Linked DNA regions of Mus musculus: region 1 is linked to region 2. Evidence: chromatin contacts called from ENCODE Hi-C or POLR2A ChIA-PET data. All regions are on one chromosome and are shown on one strand. Each heading gives the region's core, a stretch centred on a gene start or an enhancer-like site at or near the end of the contact. The rest is flanking DNA. Distances are from core to core; before and after follow the strand shown.

What was found. Hi-C counts contacts between places; a loop is a spot of excess contacts on that map. ChIA-PET counts read pairs that join two places held with the same protein, here RNA polymerase II (POLR2A).
Region 1: a loop to region 2 is called in a map of heart, with 5 times the contacts of the local background. The contact joins the promoter of Arl4c here to the enhancer-like site in region 2. A Hi-C loop is called at or near these places in 13 of 37 maps with a recorded cell type or tissue (CH12.LX, Patski, T-helper 1 cell and 4 more). POLR2A ChIA-PET finds 5 or more read pairs at or near these places in 3 of 5 experiments (Patski and embryonic stem cell).

What each region holds. Positions count from the first base shown.
Region 1 is chr1:88,700,893-88,704,018 of GRCm38, forward strand. It overlaps Arl4c (ADP-ribosylation factor-like 4C), which reads right to left and starts at 1,299. Exons shown (of 1, transcript NM_177305.4): 1 at 1-1,299. The coding sequence starts at 772. The coding sequence ends at 194.
Region 2 is chr1:88,656,634-88,659,701 of GRCm38, forward strand. No RefSeq gene overlaps it. Among named protein-coding and RNA genes, the nearest start is that of Arl4c, 44 kb to the right of the region's middle. Within about 2 kb of position 1,803, at least 1 of the 3 ENCODE cell types and tissues checked has a DNase peak (open chromatin) inside an H3K27ac peak, as active enhancers do; it is heart, where a contact is called at or near this core.

The DNA.
Region 1 (3,126 bases), core at 49-2,548, 44 kb after region 2:
GTGGCTATGCAGCCTCCACACCCGGCTTAAGTCTCCAAGTCCTGTATTTGGATACAGAGATCGTGTTTTAAAAATTCGAATCATCGCTTTGGTTCGTTGTCTTTGTTCGCGGGTTCTCGCTCAACCCAGACGTCCATTCATTCACTCACTGGCTTGCTCGCTCAGCCTTGCTCCAGATCGCTGCTCTAGCGCATTACCGCTTCTTCTTCTGCTTGAGAGACTTCCTGCGTTTCAGGATCATCTCATAGAGCTTGTCCATGCCCTCGGTGAGGCCCTCGCCGATGATGGCGCACGCCGGCTGGACATGGTAGGTGGTGGCCGGGATGAGCTCGTGCAGCGCCAGTTGCTTCTCAATCTCGGCCACCGGCAGCGACTTAGGCAGATCCTGCTTGTTGGCGATAACCAGGAGCGGTGTGCCCTGGTTCTCCGCAAACTTGGTCACCTTGTGCAGCTCCGTCTTGGCCTCCTCCAGCCGGTCCACGTCCACCGAATCCACCACGTAGATGATGCCGTCCGTGCAGCGGCTGTAGGACTTCCACAGCGGCCGTAGCTTCTCCTGGCCGCCCACGTCCCAGAAGTGGCAGCTGATGCCCTTGGCAGTGCCGTTGCTCAGTTTGATCTTCTCGGTGTTGAAGCCGATAGTGGGCACAGTGTTCACGAATTCGTTGAACTTGAGCCGGTAGAGCACCGTAGTCTTGCCGGCCGAGTCCAAGCCCAGCATAACGATGTGCAGAGACTGGAAGGCCGAGATGTTGGAGGAGATGTTGCCCATGGCTCCTCGCTGCGGCGCCGGCCACTGCGACTGCGGCTGCGGCGGGAGGGCGCCGCCCCCCGAGCAGTCACAGGCCCTCTGCGGCCGGGCGCACCTGGGCCCCGCCCGTTGCTGGACCCGGTGGGGTCTCGGCGTCCCCGCGGCGCACGGCCAGGCGCGCTTAGGCTCGGAGGGGCCGGCTCCCTGGCCCGCCTGGTGCGTGCTCCGCGGGCATCTTTCTCCGGAGGCTTTGTCTCTCGCGCAGCCGCCACGGACAGACGCCGCGGTGTAGGATGTCTGCGCCTTGCGCGGTAGCCCGGCTCGACCTGCGGCTCTCCCGCACCGCGGCTCTGCAGCAGCCTCTGGTCTCGGCGCACCTCGGAGCTGCTCTAGCTCCGGCTCCCGGGAGCGCCGCAAAGGCGCAGGCGGGGCGCGGGCTTCCCCGGCGTCCGAGTTAGCGTAGCTGCCTTGCTGTCCCTGCAGTACTAGGCGCTGCTGCTACCGCCGCCGCCGCCACCAGCCTGCTGCGGCCGGAGGGCGCCGGCCCCGCCCCTCTAGTCCCGCCCACAGGCCACGCCCCTCGCCCGCCACGCCCCGCGGTCTCCCGGGGTCAGGCGGGGTCTTCTCGGTCGGTTGCGTCTTTTCGCGCGCTCCGATCGTTCGAAACTCGCCCAGGCGACCCTTCCCGCCGGCCGCGCGCCGACTGTGGGCCTGGACGCGGACTCTTCCTCCCCAATCCGGTGACGCGTCTTTTAAAAATAGCTCCGGGCTCCGGAACCCCCGCCCGGGGCCTAGCCCGCAGCTGGCCGGGCAAAGGCAGCGACTGCAGAGGGCTAGGGCGGTGAGACTGCGGCACCGACGCAGGAGGGCGGAGGAGAGGAGCTGACCTCCTTGAGCCTGCAGCCCTGCTGCTGCCCACTCCTAATCCATTTCCACCGCGTGGTTTCACGCTCTTTGGTGCCCTAGTGTCTTGGTCCCTATTCTTCCTTGATGCGTATGCTCCCTAAGTCTAGGGTGTGCCCAGGAGGCTCAGTTAAGACTACCTACCACCCACCTGCCTAGATAACTCCAGACATTTCTTTCTCAGACACCCATTTTGGAGCCTTGCTTTATGCTTCCCCACCCCTTCCCCACCCCCTCCACTCTGCTGACATCCCAGATTAGGTTAGTCTTAAAGCAACCTTTGTCATTCTACCTTGAGAACCTACCAGGGATGGGGTGAGGGTAGGGGATGGGGGAGGTCCAAATCACCTGACCAGGCTTCAGGAAAGCTAGGTCACTAGAAGACCCTAGCTAGCTTGGAGCTGGTGGTGTGATGAGTCACAAATACATATTTTCTGGGTTCCATTTCGTGACTCCATTCAGTGGTTTTATCCTACCTTGTAAAACGTAGCAAATGAATATTATTTCTGCATGTGGAGGGAAGTCGGGGGGGGGGTGATTATGAGTGACACAGGTTTGATGATGATGGGAACTAGAGATGACAGCCAAGGGGAAAATGGTTTACATTTGTGTAGGTCAGGCTTCTGGGTCAGAAAAGGTTGCAAATGTAATCCAGGGAAAGAAAATAAAAATGCTTATCATTTGTGATCTTAAAAATTATATATATACACACACACACAGAGAGAGAGAGAGAGAGAGAGAGAGGAACCTTCCTTTCTAATGCTGTTATAATACATGATTTCATTTGTACTAAAGCCTGTGAGAAAAATCACACCTGTTCAATTCCATCTTTTAATTCTCACAACTCCAAAAGCCAGTCTAGGCTTCCACCAGCTAGACTCAAGCCCAGGGACTGGTGATGGATGTTGGTGCTGGCAAGGTCCACTCAGATTACCTGTCCAGCTTGCTAGAGGAGGAAATTTAGGTCTGTGTGCTGGTACTTGCTAAGGGGACCTCAGTGCAGACAGCCTGCCTAAGATCAGTGATGCATTGGTTCTGGGATGCTTTCCAATGGGCACCCCCTCCCCCCCCCCCCCAAAAAAAAACAGGGGCACAAAAATTTGTCTCAAATTAATCTCAAATTGAGTTGGCAAAGTGATAAATACATTAATATAGTTCTGGATACATGGAAAATGTTTAGGATAAGGGTTTTCTCTTCTGGCATGGCTGGATCCTGGAGCTCACCACTAGACACTAGGCCAAATCTTCACCCGTCCTCAGTTTCCCTCTGTGCCCATCCTTTTAACTCCTGTGGCCTCACATCCTTTTGTTTGGGACCTAGAAGGAAAGGGCCTTCAACAAAAGTTCAACTTCAACAAAAGTTCAGAACACACATTTCTTTGGCCTGCCTCGTCTGCTTCAGATCCAATACTTGGATTGACATGGCTCCAGCCTAAAATGTGGTGGTTCCCACAGAAGAATTCAGGGACCCC
Region 2 (3,068 bases), core at 553-3,052:
TGTGTATGTGTGTGTGTGTGTTTGTGTGTGTGTGTGGGGGGGGTGTCTGTGTGTCTGTGTGTCTGTGTGTGCATGTAGAGAGCAGAAATCGGTGGTATATGTCTTCATCAATTGCTCTCCACCTTATTTTTTGAGTCAGAGTCTCTTATTGACCACGGAACTCACCAATCAGGCAAGGCCAAGTGGGCAGCAAGCCCTAGGGATCCCCCTGTCTCTGTTCTCCCAGCACTGGGATGACCAAGTGCTTTTTACCTGGGCACTCACTGATATTGTAACCAGCCATAATAGTACTTGTGTCTTCCTTTCAAATGATAGACTACAGGGGCAAAGATTTACTTGAGAGCTGTATCCCAGCTGCCTAGAATAGTGCTGTGTGTGTGTGTGTGTGTGTGTGTGTGTGTGTGTGTGTGTGTAGAAGAAAGAGAAAGGGGGCAAGAGAAAGAAGGGAAGAATGGATGAGGGAAGACTGTAGGGAGGAAGGAAAGAGGAAAGGAGTGAGAGAAGGAGGGGGTATTCTGTTGCTTCCCCTTGAAGGATATCATTCACCTTAGGAGAAGCACAAAGACCAGCACTCGGTCTCTCCATGGTAACAGGAACTAGTAGTTCTGTGGTCTTTGACTCCAGCTGCCTGCCTCTGTGGCTATTCCCTGACTGGGGCTGACCCAGGCTCTCTGCTCCCATGGGTGGTTTTGCTGGTCCAGGTCCCCCCAGGAATGGCAGAAACAAGCTAAGACCTCACAGTGTGAACGGCCAGAGCCATGGGCACCCAGGCTCTACTCTTTCTGATGGAGGGAGAAGAGAGGAGAGGAGAGGACAGGACAGGACAGGGCAGAAGAGAAGATGGGAAAGGGAAGGAAAAAGGGAAGGGAGGGGAGTAGGAGGAGAGAGTGGGAAAGGAAAGGGAGAGGAGGGGAGGAGGGGAGGAGAGCTCTGCCCTTTTAAATTCTGCTCTGTCTATGCTACCAGATTGACCAACAGCACCCAACTGTTGTGGCCACTCATCTTCCTCCACCCTTCTTCGTCTTCTGTTTCAGGCCCACCTTATCCAGGACCACAGGTGGTTTTGCTCAACTTGAGTTCATCTGTCTTTGGAATTTCCTTCTTGAAACAGACTCTGGTCACAGCCCATTGTACCTTCCAGCCTGTGATGACCCATCTTCACTGTCACCCTGACAGACTTTAGAGTCCTCAAGGAGACAAAGCTCTGGGCATGCCTACAAAGGTGTCTCCAGAGAGGCTTAATTAACTGATGAGGGAAGACCCACCCTGAGTGCAGCAGGCACCATGCTCTGGGACAGTGTCTTAGGTTGAACAGAATGGAAACCGGAAGAATCTGGATGAACACCTGGGTTTCTTTGCTTCCTGACCCACAAGAAGGGAAGCAAGTTCTTGCCCCTCTCCATGTTCCACCCCTCCATGATTGAGTGTGCATCTTGAGCTGTGAGTCAAAATAAATCTTTCCTTCAAATTGTTTTTTTGTCAGTTAATTTGGTCACAACAATGAAAAAAAAATAACAAATGTCCCCGAAGTGGCATCCAGTGACCATCTGATGGCTCTCTGTGGGCCACAGCTGATAAAGGAAAAGGCAAGTCTTCACCAAGACACCTCAACCTGCTTTCTAACAAGGGCTTGTCTACACTCTGACCACCTGCTTGAATAGCAGGCAGTGGCTCAGGAGCCTTGCAGGCTCAGCCTTCCAAAACCGAGTGCCCAGCGCCTACTTCCTTTGGGTTTTCTTTAGAACAAAGGCAATTTTCCCAATGGCTCTCTTCCCCCATTTGGAGTCTTGCAGCCTTTTATAAACCAAGCAAGGCTCCCAAGCCCTGAATGGAAAGTGTTCTGTCACTGCATGTGCACGGCAGCACTCATGTGGGGCACCTGCTTTTCTGGGACAGTTGCCATTTGGAATCAGGCGATTTCCTCATTGTGTGCCTATTTCTGGACAAAGAAGAGGGGAGCTGGACGAGAAGCTGAATGCTCCCCCACATCCTCCAGATGCCCGGCAGCCCCTAGTAAGACTCTGGCTCAGGAAGGTTACATGCCACAGGGAGTAAGGACAGTGTGGAGTGTCCTTGTCCCTCCCCACCCCCACCCTACCTTCTGCCTGACAGCATTAGCTGATCAGACCTTGAACAGCAATGTTTGGGAAGCATGCTTGGACTTAGCCTCTGTCATGAGCTGGGAGGTCTAGGCTGTCTCCTCTCCTGACAATTTGGGAGCTGCAGAGAGTTCAGGTCTCCCTTGTCCATATGACACCTAGACCAACAGAATTTTCTCTAGTAGCCTTCAAGGGCAAAAGGAAGTGGAGCATCTACCTCAGCAATCAAGGCCGCCTTTTCTGGCTACCTGGCTTATAGCAAGCCAGGAGTTCATTTGCCTGACTTTCCCCAAGTCCCTCTCTTCTAGACACCCACCATTTACAGCACTTTGTGAATACCATAAGTAGGTAATGCTTTGAGAAGAAGTAATCCAGGTAGAATGATACACACCTTCCATCCCAGCACTCAGAAGAAGGAAGAGGCAGGTGGGCCTTTGTCAATTCAAGGCTAGCCTGGTCTACATAGTGAGTTGCAGGCTAGCCAAGACTTCAGTGTGGTACTGGGACCAGTATCAAAACTATAATATTGAGGGCTGAAGAGATGGCTCAGTGGTTAAGAGCACTGACTGCTCTCCCGAAGGTCCTGAGTTTAATTCCCAGCAACCTAACCACATGGTGGCTCACAACCATCTGCAATGAGTTCTGATGCTCTCTGATGTATATATATCACACACACACACACACACACACACACACACACACACACACACATATCCCACCCATATGGCATAAATCCAATCTAGAGAGAAAAGATTTGGGCAAATAAGACAGTATGCCAACAAACAAAAGGTAATCTCATGCTTACCATACAAACTGGTTAAAAAAAAAGAGAGAGAGAGACCCATAGAATGCCCTACTTAGCATAGTAACTTTTGAGCTGGATCAGAAAAACTCAAAAGATGAGAAAGGCTTGGTCATCTGCACTGGAACCCCAGTAGATGAGGGGAGACTTTTGGAAATAGATGAGTT